Linked DNA regions of Homo sapiens: regions 1, 2, 3 and 4 are each linked to region 5. The links are chromatin loops, found by intact Hi-C in ENCODE. Cell type or tissue: A673. All regions are shown on one strand. Region 1 overlaps GALNT7 (polypeptide N-acetylgalactosaminyltransferase 7). Region 2 overlaps GALNTL6 (polypeptide N-acetylgalactosaminyltransferase like 6). Region 3 has its middle 36 kb from the start of HAND2. Region 4 overlaps GALNT7 (polypeptide N-acetylgalactosaminyltransferase 7). Region 5 overlaps GALNTL6 (polypeptide N-acetylgalactosaminyltransferase like 6).

What was found. A loop is a pair of places that touch in the nucleus more often than their neighbours do. Peaks named below come from ENCODE experiments on the same cell type or tissue, not always from the same donor. Only the 100,000 strongest peaks of a DNase experiment are listed, where the experiment ranks them.
Region 1: it touches region 5 in a loop (4-fold over the local background); 48 of 110 quality-filtered maps call a loop at or near these places.
Region 2: a loop joins it to region 5, with 3 times the contacts of the local background. A loop is called at or near these places in 6 of 110 quality-filtered maps.
Region 3: a loop joins it to region 5, with 5 times the contacts of the local background. A loop is called at or near these places in 14 of 110 quality-filtered maps.
Region 4: it touches region 5 in a loop (4-fold over the local background); 46 of 110 quality-filtered maps call a loop at or near these places.

Annotation. Positions count from the first base shown.
Region 1 is chr4:173,299,404-173,304,403 of GRCh38, reverse strand. GALNT7 (polypeptide N-acetylgalactosaminyltransferase 7) reads right to left here. Exons shown (of 12, transcript NM_017423.3): 7 at 2,240-2,357; 8 at 286-408. Among named protein-coding and RNA genes, the nearest start is that of HMGB2, 32 kb to the left of the region's middle. In A673, a CTCF peak has its summit at 2,601 (motif pointing right); a DNase peak (open chromatin) is centred at 2,683; H3K27ac peaks cover 2,080 bases.
Region 2 is chr4:172,890,327-172,895,326 of GRCh38, reverse strand. All of the region lies in intron 8 of GALNTL6 (polypeptide N-acetylgalactosaminyltransferase like 6), which reads right to left. Among named protein-coding and RNA genes, the nearest start is that of GALNTL6-AS1, 170 kb to the right of the region's middle. In A673, a CTCF peak has its summit at 2,821 (motif pointing left); a DNase peak (open chromatin) is centred at 2,786.
Region 3 is chr4:173,491,630-173,496,629 of GRCh38, reverse strand. It overlaps a transcript of SCRG1 not described here. Among named protein-coding and RNA genes, the nearest start is that of HAND2, 36 kb to the left of the region's middle. In A673, CTCF peaks have their summits at 1,870 and 2,069; DNase peaks (open chromatin) are centred at 2,089 and 4,099; H3K4me3 peaks cover 464 bases.
Region 4 is chr4:173,316,960-173,321,959 of GRCh38, reverse strand. It overlaps GALNT7 (polypeptide N-acetylgalactosaminyltransferase 7), which reads right to left. Exons shown (of 12, transcript NM_017423.3): 10 at 4,228-4,326; 11 at 3,401-3,529; 12 at 1-380. The coding sequence ends at 243. Among named protein-coding and RNA genes, the nearest start is that of HMGB2, 15 kb to the left of the region's middle. In A673, CTCF peaks have their summits at 3,074 and 4,743; DNase peaks (open chromatin) are centred at 2,959, 3,219 and 4,749; H3K27ac peaks cover 537 bases.
Region 5 is chr4:173,010,642-173,015,641 of GRCh38, reverse strand. All of the region lies in intron 11 of GALNTL6 (polypeptide N-acetylgalactosaminyltransferase like 6), which reads right to left. Among named protein-coding and RNA genes, the nearest start is that of GALNT7, 160 kb to the left of the region's middle. In A673, CTCF peaks have their summits at 1,137 (motif pointing right), 2,019 (motif pointing left), 3,229 and 3,432; DNase peaks (open chromatin) are centred at 601, 1,181 and 1,941; H3K27ac peaks cover 2,358 bases.

The sequences.
Region 1 (5,000 bases), 290 kb before region 5:
TTTAAGAGATGGGGTCTCGTTCTGTCATCCAGCGGGGAGTGCAGTGGTGCAATCATAGCTCACTGCAGCCTTGAACTCCTGGGCTCAAGGAATCCTCCTGCTTCAGCTGAATAATCTTAAAGAACAATAAGATATTTCGTGAATAAGTCTAGCTAAGTTAAAGGTGAGAATCAACATGACTGCTGAAGAGCCCACTCAATAAGCTGACAATTGTTAAGTAACTACTATAGCATGTGGTACATAAATGTTAGTTCCCTGTCCTCCCCTTTTATCCAAAAAACTCACCTTCAGAGTTGGAGAAGACCCAACATAAATGGGCGGAGGATTTCCTTGCCAGCCCTCAAGACGGTAGATATGTCCAACACGAGAACAAGGAACAAATAATAATTTGCCACCACACTGCCATATCTATGAAGGAAAAACACGTTGTGAAAGTTGTTTCAAATACAAACATAAACCATAACTGAAAATTTATCTTGTAAGTGTAAATCTAAAATCTAAATTATATACAGTGTCCACACAGAATTCTTAAACTAAACAAATCCTAAAATAATTTGCTTTTAAAAGCTCATGTAACAACCAAGAAGGCAACAGGGAATACAGTATTAATAATAAACTGCTACTAAGGGGCCTCTTACTGTGTACTCATAGCCCCTAGCAACTTTCTCCCAATATAACCTTGCAAAGTCATGTGGATTCTTTATTCCTAACTCATTAATCATTTCCATTGCTAATATATTTCCTACTTGGGTGATTATTATAATAAACTCCTAACTGGCTTCTTCACCTTCGGCTTCTCTCTACTCAACTATCCTTATTTATAGCAAGAGATTATTATAGGTGAAGGGCAGCTTTGGGTCATGTTATTCCCTTGCTTAATATCTTTGATCGTTCTCCACTGCTTATCAAATTAAATAAAAATCTCTTAACTCAGCTTTAAAGGCTCTCTTCAATATGGCCCTAATACACCTTCCCATTTTATCTTCTTAGATGTCTTCCTTATTCATGTTGCTTGATTCTGCCAAAGTTTGCTCCTTGCTGTTCTCTGAATGTTCCTTGTGTTCTCTTCTTTGTACTTTTCCCCATGCTACTTGCTTAGAAGTCCCCCTCCCATCCCTTATCTGTGCTTACTAACATCATACCCATCTTCCTACTTCTGCCGCAAATTCTGCATCTAGCATAACGCTCGCTCTTTCTTTTTTTTTTTTTGAGACGGAGTCTCGCTCTGTCCCCCAGGCTGGAGTGCAGTGGTGCGATCTCGGCTCACTACAATCTCCGCCTCCCAGATTCAAGCAATTCCCCTGCCTCAGCCTCCCGAGTATCTGGGACTACAGGTGTGTACCACCACACCCGGCTAATTTTTTGTATTTTAGTAGAGATGGGGTTTCACCATGTTGGCTAGGATGGTCTCGATCTCTTGACCTCATGATCCGCCCATGTTGGCCTCCCAAAGTGATGGGTTTATAGGCATGAGCGCCTGGCCGACGGTTTTTTAAGCACACCAACTGAATGCCATTCTGCCTTCTTGTATTATGAATTTAAGTATAATTCTAATATCTTCTTATCAAGTTCCTTGAGAGCAACAACTGGTTTACTCCTCTTCTATCCCTCACAGTGCTACGCACAGGACATTTAAGACAAGAGGTAATGAATACCTGTTTAACTCACACTCTGATATAGTTCTCTCTCTCTTTCTTTTGGAAAATGGGGGTAGGAATAGGGGTTGAGGTGGGGGCTGGAGCATGGAAGATAGTATTGCTCCCAGACTGCTTCAACAACAGGGTGGATGCTGCAGGAAGACAGCGCCAAAGTCAGCCTGAGGATACAGTCATTGTGGGGCTCTGCTTCTGTCTTGAATCATGTCCTACAGTGGTAAAGGGTGACTGTGTCAGTGGGTGGTCAATTGTGGCCCTAACGCATGCAGATTCTTCCAAGGGCTTCTATAATAAAAAGCTCCAATATATAGAAAGTTGGGGTGTGGGGGTAGATATTTTCATTTCTAAAGCTTGCTAGCCACAATTTTGAGCTGAGCCCTGTAAATATATGGTAAGTTTGGAGCTTGCATTTTGCCTTATTTTTTCCTCAAAGGCATCCATTTTCATTAAATCATTCTATACAATTTGGAGAAATGCATGATATAATTGTGGGCTTTTTTCCCCCACAAAAAACTAGCTTTATCTGAAAGCCACAGAAGTTAGTAACGACTTGGAGAATTCCATCTGTTGAAATAAAATGTTACCTTGTATGAGATCTCAAAGTTTTCACCACCCCAAATCTGGAGACCTGGATCATAGAGACCCAATTCAAAGAAGAACTCTCGTTCAATGGCAAATAATCCCCCAGCCATGGCTGGGGACCTAAGAAAAAGAAACACTGCAATAACCATTACAGACAAACCCCCAATAACCCTTCACCAATAGGCAAGAAGCCTTGTAGAATACAGCCTGAAAATGCATAGAAGAGACAAAACTGATGGCCAAACATTAAGAAATTATAAAGCCTTTACAAAAAAAGAAAAAAATCTGTTCATAATTCCCTAACGAATTTACCACAATTTCTAACTGAAACTGTAGCTCATTACAAAATAGAGCATTGTTTGAGTTCACCATTAGAGGGCGCCTTGGTACCTCTGTGGATTTAAAAATTAAGCCTTAGTTTTAGTTAAAATAGAATTTTCTCTTTCACTCTTAAAAACACTGAGCCATACAGCCGTGGTCTGCTAACTGCTCCTGCATTGATTTATGAGTCATTCTTGGGTGAACAAAACCATACACCATGGAAGTAGTCTGTCATTTTTTAATTTTATAGCTCAGGGGCTCGCCAAATAACAGTGTAAATCATTGTAGAACAACCACAGTTCATTCAGAGTTTGCAAATGTAGCACAGAAATGACACAGGAGAATTAGATATAGATATTTACTGTGCCAGGAGGTAGGAATGCAAAAGGGTGACCTGTGTATCTGTGGGGCTTCTTGAATGGATCTTAAATTGGACACTTTTTAGGTCCAAGAGAAAAAAGATTTGGTAGCTTCTTAGGGACAAGTCACTCCCACCATTGGGAGAAATTACAGCAGAATTTATCTTGCTCCCTGCTCCCCTCCCCTGAACAATTAATTACTAATCCATCATGATTCTTAAATTTTAGGGTACTCAGTATTATTAGGGTAACTTCATCATCATACATAATATTCAATCTACTCAAATAGGTTCAATGGAACCTATTTCAAGGTTCCATTGATTCTACCTTGAAAAAAAAATCTTTTTTTTTTGAGACATAGTCTCACTCTATGGCCCAGCCTGGAGTACAGTGGCATGATTGCGGCTCACTGCAGTCTTGACCTTCTGGGCTCAAGCAGTCCTCCCACCTCAGCCTCCTGAGTAGCTGGGACTACAAGCGCACACCAACACATCCAGCTACCTTTTTATGTATTTTGTAGAGATGGGGTTTCGCCATGTTGCTCAGACTGGTCTAGAACTCCTGGGCTCAAAAGTTCCACCTGCCTAGGCCTCCCTAAGTGCTAGGATTATAGGCATGAGCCACTGCACCCAGCCTTGAAAATACATCTTGAATCTGCTGACTTATTTCCAACTTCACTGCCACCAGCCTAGACCAGGCCAACACTGCTTGGACTTTCCAATATCTCCCGAGCTTGTGTCCTTTATTGTCTTCTGCCCCCTGCTCAAGGCTAATCACACAGGGGCCAGAGCAGACTCCTCCACATGCGCCTGCATGATACCAGCCTCTCCCGGCTCTCTGGGCTCACCATGGACTCTCTTCCCGTTGAGTCCTTCACGGCTCTGCTCCCACCGGGAACGTGCCAGCCTCCTTTCTGTCTTAAGGCCTTCATTCATGTTATTCACGATCCTGAAATGTTCCTTCTCCTTTTCCACAGAATTGGTCCCTCATCCTTCAGGTCTCAGCCTAAATGACACTTTGTCAGAAGGGCCTTTCCTGATCTCCCAAGCTGGATTAGGTTCATCTTTCCATAAACTCATGTACTCTGTGATTTTTCTTCATACTACTTATCACAGCTGCTGTTCCAGAGTTTTGTTTGTTTTGTGAGACAGGGTCTCACTCTGTTGCCCAGGCTGCAGTACAGTGGCACAATCATTGTTCACTGAAGCCTTGAACTCCTGGGCTCAAGCAATCCCTCTGCCTCAGTCTCCTGAGTTGCTGGGACTACAGGCACGTGCCACCACACCAGGCTAATTTTAGGGTTATTTATGCAGTTATCTGTTTAATTTCTGTCTGATTCACTGTATTTTAAATTCAATGAGGAAACATATCTTTAAAAATGTATCCCCAGAAAACAGTGCTTGGCATACAGTAAGCATTCAATAAACGTTTGTTGAGTGGATAATGAATCAAGAAATATTTTCAATACTAGAAGAAAATAGCATCAGAAAAAAGTTGTTCTCTCATGCTTTTTCTTCTTAAAATATGCTGCCTAACACAGTAACAACACTATTACATTTTAGGTGATATTTTCATGTCACCTTTATTTAACTGTCATTTAAGATTATTCCGTTATAGCTGTGTCTTTTTTTTTTTGTTTTTGAGACCAAGTCTTACTCTGTTGCCCAGGCTGGAGTGCAATGGCGTGATCCTGACTCACTGTAACCTCCACCTCCCAGGTTCAAGCGATTCTCCTGCCTCAGCCTCCCAAGTAGCTGGGATTACAGGCACACACCACCACGCCCAGCTAATTTTGTATATTTAGTAGAAATGGGGTTTCACCATGTTAGCAAGGTTGATCTCGAACTCCTGACCTCTGGTGATCCGCCTGCCTCGGCCTCCCAAAGTGCTGGGATTACAGGTGTGAGCCACCTTGCCCGGCAGCTGGGTTTATTTTTCTTCAAATATGTTCCCATTCATCTCAGTATATACTTGAAAATGCATCTTAACATGGTCACCAGTGAGTTAATCAACAGATAACCTCCCTTTAATTTTTCTAGGTCACTTTAAAAATTTTCTTTACTGGCCTATGGAATTAACAGAA
Region 2 (5,000 bases), 120 kb after region 5:
TGAAAAATACTATCAGAGCAAATCACTTAACCACAAAGACAGGAAAAATGGAAGAAGGGAAAAGAAGAGCTACAAAGCAACTAGAAAACAAGTAACAAAATGATACTAGTAAATTCTTACTTATCCATAATAGCATTGAATGTAAATTTATTAAATTCTCCAATTAAAAGACACAGTGACTGAATGAATTAAACAAACAAGACCTAACTATATGCTGCCTATAAGAAACTCACTTTATCTATAAAGATACCCATATACTGAAGGTGATGGGATGAAAAAAATTTATTCCACTCACGCAAATAGAAATAAAAAGAGAGCTAGAGTAGCTATACTGATGTCACACAAAAGAGACTTTAAGTAAAAAAAAAAAAACTGTAAAAAAAACAAGATCATTATATAATGATAAAGAGATCAATTCAGCAAGAGGATATAACAATTATAAATACATGTGCACCCAATACCAATACCAAAACACCCAGACATATAAAGCAAGTATTAACAGATCTAAAGGGACAGATAGAATGCAATACAATAATAGTAGAATACTTCAACACCCCATTGTCAGCAATGGGCAGATCATTTAGGCAGAAAATTATCAAAGAGACATCATAATTGAACTATACACTAGAACAAATGGACCTAACAGACATTTACAGAACATTTCATCCAATTAATATGCAATACAGATTATTTTCATCAGCACATGTAATATTCTCCAGAATAAACTATATGTTAGGCCGCAAAACAAGTCTCAACAAATTAAAAAATGTTGAAATCATGTCTGACCAAAATAGAATAAAGCCAGAATCAATAAAAAGCAAAACTTTGTAAACTGTACCAGTACATGGAAACAATATGCCCTGAATGACGAATGGGTCAATGAAGAAGTTAAGAAGGAAATTGAAGTATTTCTTGAAACAAAATTGGAAACACAACACACCAGAATATATGGGATACAGCAAAAGCAGTACTAAGAGGGAAGTTTATATAGCAATAAATGCCTACATAAAAAATAGACAAACTTCAAATACTTCAAATAAAGAACCTAGTGATACACCTCAAGAAAAGCAAGAACAAACCAATCCCCAAAATTAGCAAAATAAAAGAAATAATAAAGATCAGAACATAAATATATGAAACTGAGACAATAAAACAGTGACTGAACTAAGATAGTTAATTAGACATAGCTGAGACACCTCTCCCACTGAGAGGAAACAAAATATTGAGTAAACCATCACACTTTGAACAGATCTTCTGAAAGAAAATACTGAAAGTTGATAGGTGACATATACACCATATTTGAAGAGGGAAGAAGCTGGGAAGCTTGCCTGGAGTTGGTGAATGCTGAGGACCAGCTCCCAAACCTGACTAGGTCCTAAGGAAGGGGCGAGTGAAGGAGCTCCGGGACTCCACACTCCCACTGTGGACATCTGGGATCCTAGATACATGAGATCCTATGACCTTCAGAGACATTTGAATTGGCAGAGGGAACTGCCTGGAGATAAGGCAGAGGAAGAGCTCAAACCTGCATGGATCCCAGAAGGTTTTGCCGTGCACACTGCAGCTGCAACAAAATGTGACCATAGGTACCCTTCCCCCCAGGCTCTCCATCTTGTTCTGAGTGACAACAGCTCCTGCTTTCTGCCAGGCTGGGAGAGAGCAGGGCTTGGCTATTTCTTCCGTGGGACGGGGGTGCATCTGATCTTTGTGCCCCCTTGTCCACCAGATCTTCCCAAGACTGCCTGCCTGGTCACTCCCTCAGGAAGGTACCTACAGCACAGCTTTCATTGTCCTGCCTGAGTGTTTTGCTGGTTGCCTGGGAGTAGTTTGGCTCCTTCTGCACAGCCAGCACTGGACCCTGAGGGGTCAGCAGACAAAACTGTAGGTGTGGTCCCAAAACTCCCAGGATTCGAGCACACTGTCCAGGGGTTTGGAGCTGAGATCTTTGGCTTGAGTTTGAGAAGGGGAAGACCCCCCCCCCGCCACTCTCAGAACACTTAGAAGAGTGATACACAGGTTTGTGTGCTGGCGTGGGAGCTGGGTGCCCCTCTCTCAACAACACTGTTTTGGGAAGGGTGTGGCCTATTAGCCAGTAGCACCTTCTTCCTCAGGGATCCCTACAGCGTGGAACACCTGGAACTGCCCAGCAATCTTGGCACAGAAGGTTTGGGACAAGCCTAGCTGGTCAGGCCCACTCCTGGGGCAGACGCTGCAGAAAGACTTACTGGGTTGGGTAAGTGTGAGCTGGCTTGGCCCCACAGCCATCTGCTGGGATAAGAACAGCAGGCCGTGGGTGCCACATGTATGGTATTACTGTCCTGCCTGGGCATCCTCTGCCCTTGACCCACTGCATCACCAGACCACCTGCAGACACACACCACAACCTGTTCTGACTCTGCCAAGCTCAGAGGACCAGTAGGTCCCCAAATAATTGTGGATTTCCTGGTGATGTAAACCTTGCCTTGGGCTGCCCCTGAGGGAGGAGGGAAAGCAGTTTGCCAGCGTTTCGCTTGAGACTAAGAAATCATGGAGGCAACACCAATAATTGAAAAGGGCTCTACCAAGACCTAGGAATGGAGTTGGTGAGGGAGTCATCTCTTGCCCCCCATCTCCCATCTCCAGACCACTTAAGAGTAAGGGCATATGGCATATGCAGCAGTCAGTAACAACAACAAAAAAAGGTGTAAGGGCATATGCAGCAGTTAAAAAAAAAAAAAAAAAGAATTAAAAATATGAACAAAGCCGACAACAGTAAGCTCCAAGAGGAGCTTGGCTAAGAGCCTATCTGCTGGCCCTTACTCTTAAGCGCCGTCTACTGGTTCGCATCCTGAATTACACCACTAAAGAAAAAATTTCTTCAACACCCAACACCTGTGAAACCCAAAGCAGGAAACTATCCACAAGTAAGTAGCCCATACAGAGCCCTGGCCCTTTGAAAGCACTCAGAAATGAAGACAATCAACTATACACAACATACACCACAGTCAAACCCTCAAGGGAAAAGGAATATATAAAAACAAAAGGCCTCATCCATAGTAGAGCAATTTAAAAAGGAAAAAGAATTGCCAGCCTCCTCATATGAGAAGGGCTCAGGCAATTCAAAAAGTCAGAGCATTTCTTTACATCCAAAGGATTGCACTAGCTCCCCAGCAATGGATCCTAACCACATTGAAATGTCTGAAATAACAGACATAGAATTCAGGGTCTGGATGGCAAGGAAGCTCAACAATAAAATCCAGAATTTGGATGGCAAGCAAGCTCAATGAAATTCAAGAGAAAATTGAAAGCCAATGCACGGAAGCCAGAAAAACAATTTAAGACTTGAACAATGACATGGCCATATTAAGAAAACCAAACTGAACTTCCGGAATTGAAAAATTCACTATGAAAATTTCAAATACTGTTGGAAGTCTTAACAAAAGACTAGAGTAAGCTGAGGAAAGAATGTAAAGGCTCAAAGACCCAGTCAGACAAAAATAAAAAAGAATCAAAAATATGAACAAAACCAGCAATAAATATGGGATTACATAAAGAGACAAAGCCTATGACTCCTTGGTATTCCCGAGAGAGAAGAAGAAAGAATAGGCAATTTGGAAGACATATTTGAGAATATAATCTATAAAAAATTTCCAGTCTTGCTAGAGAGGTTGAAATGTAAATTTGAGAAACTCAGAGAACTCCTGCAAGATACTATACAAGATGACCATCCCCAGGACATATAGTCATCAGACTTTACAAGGTCAATGCAAATAAATAAATCTTAAAGGCAGCTAGAGTAAAGGGTTATGTCACTTATGAGGGGAACCCCATCAGGCTAACAGCAGAAACATTATAAGTCAGAGATTGGAGGCATATTTTTAGCATTCTTAAATAAAAAAATTCCAACCAAGAATTTTATATCCCCTCAAGCTAAGCTTCAAAAGTGAAGGAGAAATAAAATCTTTTCCAGAGAGGTAATTTGCTACTACTAGACCTGCCTTACAAAAGATGTTAAAGGGAGCTCTAAACAAGGAAATGAAAAATCGATACCAGATACCACAAAAACATATGCAAGTATGTAGTCTATAGACCCTATAAAACAACTACACAATTGAGACCATGAAACAACCAGCCATTGACACCATGACAGAATCAAAACCTCGCATATTGGTCTAAATGCCTCACTTAAAAAGCACAGAGTGGCAAGTTGGATTAAAAAAAAAAAAGGCCCAACCTTCTGCTGTCTTCAAGAGACCAATCTCCCATGTAATGACACCCATAGGCTCAAAGGAAAGGAATGGAGAAAGATCTATTATGCAAATGGTAAACAAAAAAGAGCAGAGGTCACTATTCTTCAGATAAAACAGATTTTAAACCAAAAACAGTAAAAACAGGCAAAGAAGGTCATTACATAATGACAAATGGTTGAATTCAACAACAAGACAATTATTATAAATCTATATGCACCAAACATTGAAGCACCCAGATCATAAAACAGGTACTTCTAGATTTATGAAAAGACTCAGACAGCCACACAATAATAGGGACTATTCAAAACCCCATGGGCAGTGTTAGACAGGTCATTGAGGCAGAAAACTAACAAAGAAATTCTGGACTTAAATCCAACACTTGACCAACTGGACAAAGTAGACATCTACAGAATACCCCACTTAACAGCCACAGAATATACATCCCTCTCCTTGGCACACGGAACATACACTAACCTCAACCACATGCCTAGCCATAAAGCAAGTCTCAATAAATTCAAAAAAATCAAATTCATGCAAAGCATATTCTTAGACTACAGTGGAATAAAAATAAAAATCAACACTAAGAGTATCCCTCAAAACCACACAATTACATGGAACCTAAACAACTTGCTCCTGAATGACTTTGGAGTAAATGGAAACAGAAACAGAACATATCAAAATCTCTGGGACGCAGCACAAGCAGTATTAAAAAGAAAGCTTATAGCTCTGAATACCTACATTAAATTAACAATCTAACATTACACTTAGAGG
Region 3 (5,000 bases), 480 kb before region 5:
TAATCATTATGTGGCTTCAGTTGATACCAGTGTTTTATCTCACTACAATTCAGACCTGTTCTTGGAGCAGTAGATCTGCATATCCAACTCCCTGATAGAGGACATTTCCACATAGATGTATTTAGTTTTTTAAACTCACTATGCTCAAAACAGAATTTATTTCTAGTCTCTGTTGCATACCAATAGTCTCTTCTCTTAGTCTCCATGACTGGTACCACTACCCACCTGGTGCTCAGGCTAATAACCTAGCAACTGTAATGAGCTCCTCCTTAATATCTTTCAAATTCACCCTCTCTTTTTTTTTTCAAAGAACCCCCTACCTTAGCATGACAAATATTGAGTTTTGCCTGCATCATTCCATCATTTCTCCTACTGTTAATGTACCCTCCAGTCTGTCCTCACAGCAGCTGGACCGATCTTTAATGCAAATGACATTGGATCATGTTGTTTCCCTACTTAAAATCTTTCATTCATTCCCCCATAGACTTCAAGAAAACCTCAATAATGCTCTTTATAATCTTTCTCACCACTGTCCCTATATATACATTAAGCCGTGATTCTGAGCTATATTGAATACTCTCGTTTCTTTTGCCTTCATATCTTTGCACATGTTGTCTTTCTGCCTGGGTCACACTTCCCTCCATCTTTATCAGAAGGATTCTTGTCCTTCAAAATTCAGCCTGGGCATCTACTCTTTTGGGAAGTCTTCACTTAAGCCCCAGGCTGATTGTGGAGTATATATCCTTCAGGAAGAGTAATTTCTCTTTTTTCTCCACTAGGTGTGAGTTTCTTGAAGGCAGTGGAATATGTCTTTGATTTTTGTGACCACCAGGCTTTAGTGCCTGGCACACAGTAATTGTCCATGATATGTTTGCTGGATATGAGGATGACACAGAATTGAATACATGGCTTTGGTTCTACAACTTCTCATCAAGATTTTAGGAAAGTTATTGTTCCATGCTTCAGTTTCCTCATCTGTAAAATGGGGATTAGCAATGCCTCCTAAAGTTGTGAGGACTAAATGAAAAGTGAATGCAAAAGTCTTTGTAAACAGAGTAGCAATGTACATGAATCATTCTTATAATAAATGCAAACCCATATTTCCCATGCATGTACACATTTTCATATGCGCACATAGTGTGCACATATTATATGCATCTGTGCATCTGTGTTTGTGTTCTTGACTGAATCCATGGAAAGGCAGTTTCCAAACAACTTTCTCTAGATTTCACCGTTTAAAAGTCATGCCGAAATAGGTAATTACTTTTTGACAACTGGTCCAAGTTCTAGATAAAGCAGTTTGTGGCAGTGCCCTCAAATTAATAGTCATTCTGTGAATTCATTATATCCATATGTGCAAATACAAACTCAGTGCAAATGTATAAGGCACTGAATGGATAATGATAACTTGATTACCATTTTCACTATGACTAATACGACGATATCGTATAATAATAAAACAATAATACAGTAGAAATGGTAATGTCTAAGGCACTCTCCTGCCAGTTTTTCCTTTGATTTTCCAATCACTTGGGGCAGTTACCGAAGGCCCTGTTTTCCCTATTTTTCATGTGAATAAACGGGGGCTCCGGGGCTTTATTCATTTAACCTGACTCCTTTCCAACGCTGCCACAGACAGATCAGAATCCTAGGATGGCCTTTCTCCTGTCTTCTTTTTCTTTCCTCTCAGCCGGTATAAGAAGTTTACGCAGAATAGGTGGTTGATAGAAACGAGCCAGAACCAATCAATGCGTAAATTGATCGGTGCTTGTTTATAATACTTTAAGTGCCGCAGTTATTTCTGCAATTCACGGTTGCCTTAAATGTGGAATCCACTAGTCTAACACCAGTACCAAGAGACGTTTCTGGATTTCTTGATTCCCAGAAGGGTAATTGCGTCTCTTCGCAGTGCGCGGTGGCCAGCAGCCTGGCTGCCCTGGGCTCTGAAACGAAGAGCTCCCGGGTCCTTCTTCTCGCCCTCCTGGTGCCCAAGGAGGAAAGGAGGGCGCGGGCTCCTCTTCAGCCTCATCTACCTCCTGCCTCTTGTTCTTCTTTAGAAAGCCAGGTGGCGCTAACCCTCAACCCCTGCTAGAGCTGGAGGATTTCCTTGCTTGCTCCGAGTGGAGCGTAAAGGTGAAGAGCGCACCCCGTGTTGGCACATTGTCTCTGCTTCCTCCGCTCTTTGGAAACATAGATTTGCTTTTTTCTTCTTCCGCACCTGTCGCAGGATGACGGCAACCCTAAAGGAAAACGGAATGTCCTGTGTGCCACATGGAGCTTGGGGAAAGGAAATGATTAAAGCCGTGAAGTTTCCTGGTTCTTCGCGGTGTTTACAGTGGGTTTTGATTCGGGGGAAGAAGAGCCAAAAGAGGTTAAGGTGCCAATCTACCGCATCTTGAATCTGACTGTTGCAGACGAACTGTGGGGCCGGTGGGCACTCGCGCCTGGGTGTGCACGTACCTGTGGGTGCAGGGTCATGTCTCCCTGTGTCGTGTGGGTGGCCTGTTCCTAAGTAACCAAGTATATGCGTACTTATAAAGAAGAAGAAATCTCTCCAGTTGTAAAAGGGCGGCTTTGAGGTTCTCACAGCTGAGGGTAGGAATCTATTCTAGAAGGCACGCATTTCAGTTTTCAAATTTTGTTATTTAAATATTTCCTGTCTTTGAACTACTATTATTTAACAGGGACAGGGGAGAACCTCATTTTACTATTATATTGATTAACTGGATTTAAACCAAAATCATCAAACAAAAACGCTGTTGAAACTTGGAAAAGACTTGGTAATAAAAATGTGGCCATCCACATGTGCTGCTGCTGCAAATACCACCAAATCTGAAATTAAGATGAATTCAATAAAAGTATTTTTTATTCACTAGACTACTAAGAGAATAGAGGGCAATTTTAAGATTTTTACTGAAATGAAAGGAGCACAGACACACAAACACATAGAGCACTCGGCAACATTAATAGTGATGACGGTGTGCCACTAATGCTGCTTTTTTTTTTTTTTTTTCTGACTGAGTCTTGCTCTGTCACCAGACTGGAGAACAGTGGCGCGATCTTGGCTCACTGAAACCTCTGCCTCCCAGGCTCAAGCGATTCTCCTGCCTCAGCCTCCCAAGTAGCTGGGACTACAAGCACGCGCCACCACACCCAGGGTGTGTACTGGGAAGATGACTGGCAGGCAAGATGAAAGTGCTCCTAAATTCTTTAATTTCTCAATGCCCTAATGTTCAAGGAAGCATGATTGGGAGTCCTCAGGAAACTTACAATCAAGGCAGAAGGGGAAGCAAGCACGTCTTACCATGGTAGAACAGGAGAGGGAGAGAGCAAGAGGGGGGAAGTGCCACACACCTTCAAACAACCAGATCTCAGCCAGATGGTGAGAACTCACTATCACAAGAACAACAAGGGGGAAGTCTGCCCCCTGATTCAATTACCTCCTACCAAGCCCCTCCCCTGACATGTGGGGATTACAATTTGAGATAGATTTGGGTGGGGACACAGAGCCAAACCGTAATAACAGTGACTCAAACAACAACACGGCTCTCGGTTACTTCTGAGACTTCCCATCTTGAGTGAGATTCCCAGGGAGAGGCACTGGGGAGAGCATGTGTACTGGGGCACCCTGTTCTTAGTCCACTAAGGCCTGTGACTCAGTGTCAATCCCTGTAGAAGAGTGTGTTTGTTCTTGTCCATAGCACATGGCATTGGTAGGTTTCCCCACCGCCCTGTATTGCAGGCCTAGAAGTGTAAAAACTGTAATTCCCAGTCACTTTGCTGTAAGAGATCAGGATGCAGTTTAGGTTCTGATCATGAAGTGCGGTCACGTAGGATTTGAAAGGCAGTACAAAGGAAGCTGCTCTCCCTCTTCAGCTGTGTAGGTGTACGAGAGGGCTCTGGGAGACATAAGTATGGGCAGTGGCCAGTTAGGCCACTAACTAGACTCCATGGCCCACTGTCTAGTCTCCAGCCTCGTGGGTGTAGGGGGCTCTGATGGTTGCCGCTGACTCTACTCCTCCAGCCTTTCCACTTCATACCTCCTACTAAATCCCTCTGATCTTGGCAGATCTAGAGAGTTTTCTGTTTCCTGTATTGAACCGTGACTGACACAGGAAACAAGCCTGCTTGGGTGCCTCATGCCTGAGGTCTGGATTAGTGTGGGCATGGAGTAGTGTAGACTCTGCAGGTGTTTAGATGGCTGTCCTCAGCTGTGGGTAGTTTTGGGGTGGGGGAATGAGTCCAATCCAGGAGAGGTCGTCAACAATCCCCAACCAGGAGGCTGAAGGGACAAACATTCTGGATGGCTCTCATGCTGCCTCTTTCACCATGAGGCCTCACTGCTTCTTTTTCTGACTTTCAAACCAAAGGAGGAAAAACAGCAACTTTTTAGAGTGTTTAGGCAAAAATTTTTGCTAAGGCTCAATGACTGACTATTCTGCCTGTTTTGATACTTGATTTTATATTGTCCTCTTTTTTTTATTTAAAATAAAAATGTTTGAGACAGGATCTCACTCTGTCACCCAGGCTGGAGGGCAGTCACACAACCACAGCTCACTGCAGCCTCAACCTCACAGGCTCAAGCGATCCTCCTGCCTCAGCCTCCTAGTAGCTGGGACTACAGGCACATGCAGCCACATCCAGCTAATTAAAAAAAAAAATTGTAGAGATGGAGTCTCACTATGTTGCCCAGGCTTGTCTCAAACTCCTGGGCTCAAGTGATCCTCCCACCTCAGCCTTTCAAAGTGCTGGGATTACAGGTATGAGCCACCGCACCCAGCCTTGTTCTAGTTTACGCTCTTATATCTGGACATTCACTCCCCAGTAGGCACTAAACTACTTAAGGTAAGATGGTGAGTTTTCACTTTTCAGCCTGAGGGTTGAATGACAAGTTACTGGGGAAAGTCAGCTTTGTTCAGTGCAAGCGGAGAGCTGGGTGGGCATTGCACATCTCCTCTGCAACATTACAGTCATTTCCTCTGCCCACCTTGCTGTCTAAA
Region 4 (5,000 bases), 310 kb before region 5:
ACACAACAAAAAGATGTAAACATCTACAAAGTTTAAGGTAAAAGCAGTCTTGTAAACAGTAACTGCAGATGATAATGTTATTGTAAAATCACAGTTTATCAATGTCCTTCAAACTGATCAGGAGGTTCCAGGTTTGGAGCTATACAGAGTTAATAACAATAGTTGCAGCAGGTTTCAGGCGGTTTTCAGTCCTGTATAAATTTACTTGTCAGTAGGTAGGTTATTGGTTTATTTTTTTCTCTCTAAACACTATGGATGTTATTCATTTCCCATTTTTGAGTCGTTTTACTGGAGTCACAATTGGAGATGAATACTTGATGCAGGACCTCTGAGCGATCTAAACACTTTCCTGAAGGAATATGAGTAAATCTGTGCAGGTTCTGGAAAACACAGTAAGAAAAAAGTTTCAAATTTGGACCCTTGATATCACTGACATCAGAAATCATCACTTGACTTTCATGAGGAGACAGTTTAAGGAAATGGAAAAGCTTCTCAACCACACCTCAGACTTTGGATTTCTCTTGATTGTCAGTTTTCTGGATTTCTCTTGATTGTCAGTTTTCTAAGTCCTAAGATCTTTCATTGTTAAGTCACAATATACTGCTGGTATCTCACACTCAATGTATACAAACCTAAATTCATTATCTGCCCCTCCAAATCTATGTCTCTTGTTCCTATCCTGGCTAATGACATTCCCAGCTCTCTAGTCCTTAGGAAATACTGCACTTTTCCTCATTCACTCACATACCAGTCACTAAGGATGGATATGTGCAATGTCTCTGGTTTATATTCCTTCCCATCGCCACTGCAGATGCCCTGGTTTGGCCCTCACCATATGCTGTAGGTTTCTTCAATATAGCTCAGAGCTTCTCAAAGTCTGGTCCTCAGACTATCCAGGATTGGGTCTGTAAGGCCGAAACTATTTTCATCATAATACGAAGACACCATTGCCTTTTCACTTTAGCAACATTTATACCGATAGTGCAAAAGCAATGGTGAGTAAAACTGATGGTGCCTTAGCATGAATCAAACTATGCTAGTACCTATAGTTGTATTGCTCATGGCCACACACAGTTGAAAAGTAAATGCCGGTTTCACTTAAGGATGTCACTGATGAAGGAGCAAAACATTCGTTTTATTCAGTCTTGACCCCTCAGTATACTTAAAAAAAATTCTATGAGATGAAGTGGGAAGTACGTATCAAGTACTTCCATATAATGAGGTACAATGCTCAAGGATATCAGTCTACACTGGAAATAACTTTTAAGAAACTACCACTTAATTATTAAGTTGTGGTGTACAATAAAAAAACAGCCACAATTATATGAACGGCTATTAAAGTACTCGCTCCCTTTACAAACTGTATGCTTGTGTGGGGCTGGGTTTCCCTCATATACTTGAACGAAAACAACATTTCAGATCAGACCAAATGAAGCAGGAGTATGAGAATCCAGCTGTCTTCTTCTATTAAACCAGACATTAAAGAGATTTGCAAAAATACAGAATTCCATTCTTCTCACTATTTTTTGTGGGTAAACATAGTTATTTTTCATTAAAAATGTCATTTACATTAATGTTTAATAAGTATATTATTATTACTTTTAGATGAATTAATATATAAAAACTTTACAAATTTCTCAGACACTTTCCAGTTCTGGAAATATTGCTAGTGATAACCTATATAAACAAAAGCAATTTGGGGGTGGGGGAGCTCAAAAATTTTTAAGAGTGTAAAGGGAATCCAGAGGACAGAAAGTTTGAGAACTGCTGCTCAAGCTGATCTCGTTGCTTCATCAGTCCATACCTCACGTTTCCAGAATTATTTTCCTAAAAGTAGCCATTGTTTTCCATCACTACCTTCCTCAAATAAGGTCTATCCCTCTCCAAAACTTAAAAAATGAAGTTCGGTGCTCTTTCCTCCAAAGCACAATTGAGGGATACCAAATGAAATACAATTCTTTGAATTTTCTACATGTTTTCATGCCACATCTTTGCTCATCCAGGCTTTCTTATTTACTTTCCATGGAAAGCCTTTTTACACTTCAGGACTTGTGCAATGACACTTCCTCTATGAAACTCCTCAGCAGTAATTCCTCCCATGAATCACTCTTTTCTGTCCTATGGCATTTTGCTTATCTCTATTTTTGCATTTCTTTCTTCTCTGCCATTATATAATAGCGTGCTTTAGCTATATTTTTGAACTCCCCTACAGTCTAACATATTATTGGTCCCCAAGTGAATGTTCAGTAATATCTAACACACAAATGTATATTCAGTGCTGCGTCTTTAAAATACCTAAAACATGTTATGTGTCATTTTTTGTTCAATTACTTCTTGATGTAGTTTCTGGTGTGTTAGCCCTCTTTTACTATTTTGCTAATATTGTTCTCACTGACCCCTACTATTTATTGCTATTATATATCCTTTTTTTTTGTGAAAATAAATGCTCCACTCTTTAAGGTTTATGCTATTCTTCTCCTTCCTAACTTGTTATAAGAAACAAAATCATCAATTGATACGTGCTTATCACTTCCTGGAAATTATCTGTAAATGACAGTAACAGGGAATGTTAAGCTAGGTCATATCATTATTACATAGCAAACAAGTCCTTGCTTGCATGACAGATGGGATATGATAACAAATACTGGGTGAGTAAATAAAATGGAGGGTTGACAGATTTTTTTAGTGTGAGGCAGCTTTCCCCACTTTTTGTTTAATAATAAATTGATTTATGTTAGCCAAATCTAGAATTTGAAAACTATACATAAATCTATTAATATGTTGTAATCCTCAACTTGCCACAGAGCTTTAAATACTCACAGCTGAAACACAAAGCTACCCCAGCAGTGTCACGTGAATAACTAAATTTGACCATTAAAGTAAGCAACTAGCTACATTTATCCCACTGTATTTAGCACACAACAATGATAAAGACGTTATGAAAGCCTAGATTTCAAGTTTTATTTGTTTGTCTCTATCTCCACCTGCTGGACAATATCAAATATTAACCAAATTTTTAATAGTATAAATATATTTAAATATATTTTACTTTAATGAATGATTCATTTACATTTCAAAAATCAGATTTTGATGAGAGCAATGGTGATGACTGCCTCACAGAACACTGACTTTCTTGTATTACTAAAATTAGCAGTGCTCTTTATAGACATCATCGTGGCCTCATTACATGACAATATTGTAAGAGAGAACAAAAGTGATGCCTCATTATAGAACAATGAGTCATCCAGTGCTCAGGAAAACCTATGCAAGGGACTAAATGAGAGGAAAATGCAAGTGAATTTGAATGCAGGTTTTAAGATTTATTTATCTAAATTCCACATGCTAGATGTTACTGAAAATGAAAAGCATATAATATTTCAGAAGTTAAAATGCAGAATACCTTGAAGTACTGCCATTCCTTAAATTCATTTAGATTACAGTGTGTAATCATAACTTTTGATCCATCAGCTCCCTTTGTCAAACACTGGTCATACTGCATGAGTTGATTTGCTTCATTGATTCTGAAAAGCTGTAAAAGGAAAAGAGAGAATTAAGTAACAGAGGCACCTTCCCTGCTGATGTGCATTTGAAAAGAAAGAAACTTAACTCCTATAATTAAATTGAATGACTAACTTATTTTTCCATAATTTTGTTTAGAACTGTAAGTCCACAGACAAATTATATTTATTTTGATGTTAGTGAAGATCCTTATTAACACTGAAATCATTAAGTTCTTTAGTCTCTAAGATACCAAATGGGTCACTAACACAAATTTATTAAGTACCAACAATGTGAAAAAATGAAAAAGCAAAAACATACCCACATAAGTAAGAGAATATATATTAGTGAAATATACATTACTGGCAGTAACACTCTATTTGCAAAAAGATGAGGATTAGTGAGCAATACTTGCAAAAAATTGTTAGGGAGCTAGGCTTACATAGTTACGGTAGTGACAAATATATACTCCCACAGGAATATATTTTAATCCCTTATATTAGACATTAATTCTAGATTCTGACTGCTTATGTGAAAACCAATACTGCTATTATTCCCATCATTTAAGTGAATGTTTTAACACTGTCAATTTTTTTACAGAATGTTTTACTTTATCAAAACAAACAAAATTACCAAATCGAAAACCAAAGTACAAAGATCACTCTGTGATCAATAAACCTGATGGCCCTCAATACGGAACAACTTAAACACAAAAGTAAGGTGGTTTACCTGATTCCCTCCCATCCTGTGGCAGGGTCCTAGTTCAACAAAGCCTCCATTTGTTTTTCCCATGCTATCAATGCAGTAAGCAGTTTCGAAGCCTCTGATCTAAAAAAATGAATAAAGACGCAAAAAGCAGGCAACAGTTTAGTTTTTGATGAACTCTGGCATCAGAATTTAACATTTCATGTTAAATATTACAGTTTACAGGGAAAATCTGGGTATGTGTAGTGACAGGTTATTACTGGATTGTCAATCTTTACATAGTTTTGAAATAACTTATGGTCTTGAAGTCAACACTGGAATGGGTTCTTTCTCTAAGAGCAAAGGACTATACATTTCCGTAAAATACCACAGAGAAAAAAAAAGTTACCATTAATTGCAATTTCAGAATCACAGTAATTCATGTGAATGAGAAGCAAATAGAGAACCTAACCACAGTGGTAATAAACACTGGCCTGGCCCTAGATATCTAGAACAGACTGGATTTGTAAGGGACCTCTCCCAAATGGCTATGCAGCACTTTTGGTAGCTGCCTGTAGGGGTCTAGGGTGCATAGGCCATGCATGGCACATGACCAGGCAGTGAGGCTTTTCTCTATAAACGTAGATGAAAAGCAAACACAGGTTTCCATCTTTGGAATGTACATTTTGTATGAAAAGAACTATTTTTGGAAAAGCCATTTATTTCTCTGAATTATAAATCGCTATACTATTTGGATAAAATGTTTTATTCTTGCATTCAGTCAGCAAATATGGACTGTGCACCTATAATGATAACAG
Region 5 (5,000 bases):
TCATCACTCTCAAGTTCAAAGTTCCACAGATCTCTAGGGCAGGGGCAAAATGCCACCAGTCTCTTTGCATAACAAGAGTGACTTTTACTCCAGTTCCCAACAAGTTCTTCATCTCCATCTGAGACCACCTCAGCCTGGACTTCATTGTCCTTATCATTATCAGCATTTTGGTCAAAGTAATTTAACAAGTCTCTAGGAAGTTCCAAACTTTCCTGCATTTTCCTGTCTTCTGAGCCCTCCAAATCTCTAGCAAGTTCCAAACTTTCTCACATTTTCCTTTCTTCTTCTGAGCCCTCCAAACTGTTCCAACCTCTGTCTGTTACCCAGTTCCACAGTTGCTGCCACATTTTCAGGTATCCTTATAGCAGCACCCTACCCTACCAGTATCAATTTACTGTATTAGTCTGTTCTCATGCTGCTAATAAAGACATACCTGAGACTGAGTAAATTATAAATGAGAGATGTTTAATTCATTCACATTTCAGCATGGCTGGGAAGGCCTCAGGAAACTTACAATCATGGCAGAAGAGGAAGCAAACACATCCATCGTCACATGGCGGCAGCAAGGAGCAGTGCCAAACAAAAGGGGGAAAAGCGCCTTATAGAACCATCAGATCTTATGAGAACTCAGTCACTATCAGGAAAACAGCATGAAGGTAACTGCCCTCATGATTAAATTACCTCCCACTGGGTCCCTCCCATGACACATGGGGATTATGCGAACTACAATTCAAGATGAGATTTGGGGACACAGCCAAACCATATCACAATGTTAACTCTTATTTCTTTGCTTTAATATTAATGTGATATGTGTCATGTTGCCTGGGTCCGTTTGTATTATATGAATAAGGTCACTGGATTTGGTACTGCCAATACACTTATCTCTTGCTCTTGCTACCTGACTTGAGACAGCAGAAAATATTTTTCTCTGTCTGGATTGTGATGTTTTATTTCATTGTTATGAGGTTTGCAGAAACCTGAGATACAGCATGTTTCTCCTTGCAGTTTGCACCCATCAGTTCGCTCTGTCTTGATAATGAGACTCTTTTTTCCCAAAGAGAGAAAAAAGAAAGGAAAAAAATCTGTCCCCTGGATGCACACATTTGCTTGCTTCTGTCTTTGTGAACCTTCCCCTAGGCCCTGGAGAGGGAGCCAGTGTTTGCTTCCTCGGGAGGACGAAAGCTGGGCTGCAACACTTGCTCCCCAGCATGACATCAGAGCCTGCTGCTGGGCCTGCAGAGTGGGAACAGCCAAACTAGACCAAGGGGGTTCCTCCCCGCCACTCCTCTCCCTTGGACTCAATGGGAGCTGGGGAATGTTCTTTCCAGACCTTATAGTCTTATTAGGATCTATTTTTGTTTTTCTTTCTTGATCCCTAAAGGAAGCATAATGCTACCATGATATCAAACAGCTATGCAGATTGCCCTGGCAAAATGAATCATACATTTGCTTCCTTCACAGAAACCACGTTAGTCACCACCAGTGTTCTGCAGCAGAAGGCATTTTCTTATACAGGTCCTTCAATGGACTCTTTTTTATTTCCCATGTAACAATTTTGTTTTTTCCTTTTTTTAATTTTTGCCACTTTTTTTTTTGGAAAAAAACGGATTATTTCAACTCTAATAAGTCTCCTTTTGTGTTTTTTGAATGTTTTTGAATTAAAAAGAAAATCCATAATTGTCATGTTCCGATATGCCTTCCTCATGCAGGAATTTTAATCTAAATGTAGAAGAGTGCTTCCTAATTCTTGTAAGTCACTGAGTGATATATTGAATAAAGCTTACAGTTAATTACTGGTGAATGAAACAGCTTGTAATGTTTTAACCTCCAAGTCAATATATGGCAATATTTCAAACATGATGCATTTTCCACCACTTATCAACCTTATTTAATCCTACTGTAGCTTCATTTTTAGGATCTCTAGAGACAGGAAATCTTTTTAAAGAGCTGTATTAACTGGTCTTTCTGTTCTGCCTATGTAGTTTTCTGCTTGTCTAGTGCTGCCCTCTGGTGACCATTTCTTGAATTACGGGCCATAGATTTTTGCATTTTAGCCTGGGGGTGGGAGGTGGGGAGTTGGGGGACGTGGGGGGTGCGGGGAGTGAACCAGCAATTTTTAAAGTGTATGCAATATCGTTGCCTTTGTTTATATCCATGTTCCGCTGTCAAATAAAATCTGCAGGCCAGAGAAGATTTCATTCTAGAGCATTACTGGATAGAAATACTAAGCCCAGTTCAGACATTAAGGCCTGCTTTATATTCACCAGCTGGCCATGTGTGTTTCTTAGTTGGGTTGAATAGAGATGGTAGAGAGGAATTTAGCCCAAGAAATGAAGCTTTTCCTTATGGTTTCCTCCTTTTTCTTTTTAAAAAAGTTCTTTTCCACTCTAGATGCCAGCCTTACCGATAGCTTCTAAAGCCTTCTCTCTTGCTCCCAGGCTGAAGTCAGAATTGCTTGTTGGAGTTAACAGTCCAACACCATTCCTCAGGTCCCCAGTAACATCCCCATGGAGCTTATAGAAACAGACAGAGGAAGGAGGAGGCAAATAACTTTTCACTGATATTTGATTCCTATCAATAAATCTGGGAGTCACAGAGCCTTCTATAAACCCCTCTGGATATATGTATATAATCAGCCACCACGCCTGGCTGATTTTTGTATTTTTAGTAGAGACGGGGTTTCAAAATGTTAGCCAGGCTGGTCTCGAACTCCTGACCTCAAGTGAGCCACCCGCCTCAGCCTCCCAAAGTGCTGGGATTATAGGCGCGAGTCACCGTGCCCAGCCATGCAGGGCGCATTTGAGTGAATAATAACTAGTATTTGCTGACTATGCTGGGAACAGATAAATGAAGCCAAAGTCCCAGCTGCCTTGGACCTGAGAGAGGTTTCTAATTTGGTATTAGCATAAAGGGATTTGTGAGTGTTTGAGAGAAGGAAGGCAGGAGGGAGAGGATATTACTCTGCACCTGCTGCATGTGCAAGATGCTGCCCCAAGATTTATTCTCCTAACCACCCTGTCCAAGATGGAAGAACTATGGCCTAGAAAGATTTCACAACTTCACAAGGCCACATGGTTTAAACTAAAATCCAGGTTGGCCTGGCTACAAGGCCCACAGTCCTCCTAGAATACCATGAGGCTGTGGGGAGAGGGTTCAAAGATTGGATCAGTGGTTAGGGGAGAGGCACTGTTGATGGACTGAACATCTCTGGATTGTATTGTGGACTTGTTCTGTGGCTGTTTTCCTCGCATCATGATGCTCTGCATTGTAATGCGTGGTAGAGGGCAGGGAGGGGCAGTGAGGTGGGGCGAGGGAGGTGAATCTCAACACATCTGGACAACTCTTTAACATCCTGCGCTGGGCATGGTGGACCTTTTCTAGTTTAATGTACAAGATGGGCACCAGAGGAATCTGGCTATAGGAGGCAGTAACGCCTTACTGGGAACTGCTTGCTTGCTTTTTTGCTTTTCATAAGAGATGAGTGTGATGAGTACATAAATATCTGCTATGATATTTTCTATAGCTTTCTATTGAAATATTTCTTAATTTAAAATTAAAACAGTGAAAAGGGTTAGGTGAGCTTGGTGGTATGCACCTGTGGTCTGAGCTACTCAGGCTGCTGAGGCAAGAGGATCGCTTGAGCCCAGGAGTTTGAGGCTGCAGTGAGCTTTGATCACATCACTGCACTCCAGCCTGGGTGACAGAGCAAGACCCCATCTCTAAAATACAAGAAACGAAAACGCTAAAAGAGAGCAAAGGCAATTTTGCCCACTATCTTTTCCCTTTCACAGGTGACACAGTATCAGGGAAGCTGCTTGCAAGGACTTTCAAATTTCTAAGAGGGTTAGAAATCACATCTCACTTAAACTGAGTTGCAATGAAATGTTTTTCAATTAAAAGCAATTAAGTCTTACACAGAACAGAATAGAGAACCCAAAAACAAATCCACACACCTACAGTCAACTCATTTTTGACAAAGGTACCAAGAACGTACACTGGGGAAAAGACAGTCTCTTTAATAAATGGTGCTGGGAAAACTGGATATCCACATGCAGAAGCCTGTAATCCCAGCTACTCTGGAGAGTAGATTGACCCCATCTCTTGTCATGTACAAAAATCAAATTAAAATGGATTAAAGACTTAAATCTAAGACCTCAAACTATACAACTACTACAAGAAAACATTGAGGAAACTCTCCAGGACATTGGTCTGGGCAAAATGTCTTGAGTAATACCCCCCAAGCACAGGCAGCCAAAGCAAAAATAGACAAATTGGATCACATCAAACTAAAAAGCTTCTGCACGGCAAAGGAAACAATCAACACAGTGAAGAGACAACCCACAGAATGGGAGAAAATATTTGCAAAATACCCATCTGACAAGGGATTAATAACTGTAATAGATAAGGAGCTCAAACAACTCTATGTAAAAAACCTAATAATTTGATTAAAAATTGGCAGAAGATTTTAATAGATATTTCTCAAAAGAAGACATACAAATGGCAAACTGGCATATGAAAAGATGCCCAAGATTATCGATCATCAAAGAAATGCAGATCAAAACTACAATGAGTTATCATCTCACCCCAGTTGAAATGGCTTTTATCCAAAAGATAGGCAATAACAAATGCTGTTGAGGATACGGAGAAATGGGAAAACTTTTACATTGTTGGCAGGAATGTAACTTAGTACAGGTACTATGGAGAACAGTTTGGAGGTTCCTCAAAAAACTAAAAATTGGCTGGGCGTGGTGGCTTATGCCTGTAATCCCAGCACTTTGGGAGGCCAAGGTGGGCAGATCATGAGGTCAGGAGATCGAGACCATTCTGGCCAACATGGTGAACCCCTGTCTCTACTAAAAAAAAAAAAAAAAATACAAAAATTAGCTGGGCATGGTGGTGTGTGCCTGTAATCCCAGCTTCTCGGGAGGCTGAGGAAGGAGAATCGTTTGAACCAGGGAGTCGGAGGTTGTAGTGAGCCGAGATTGCGCCACTGCACTCCA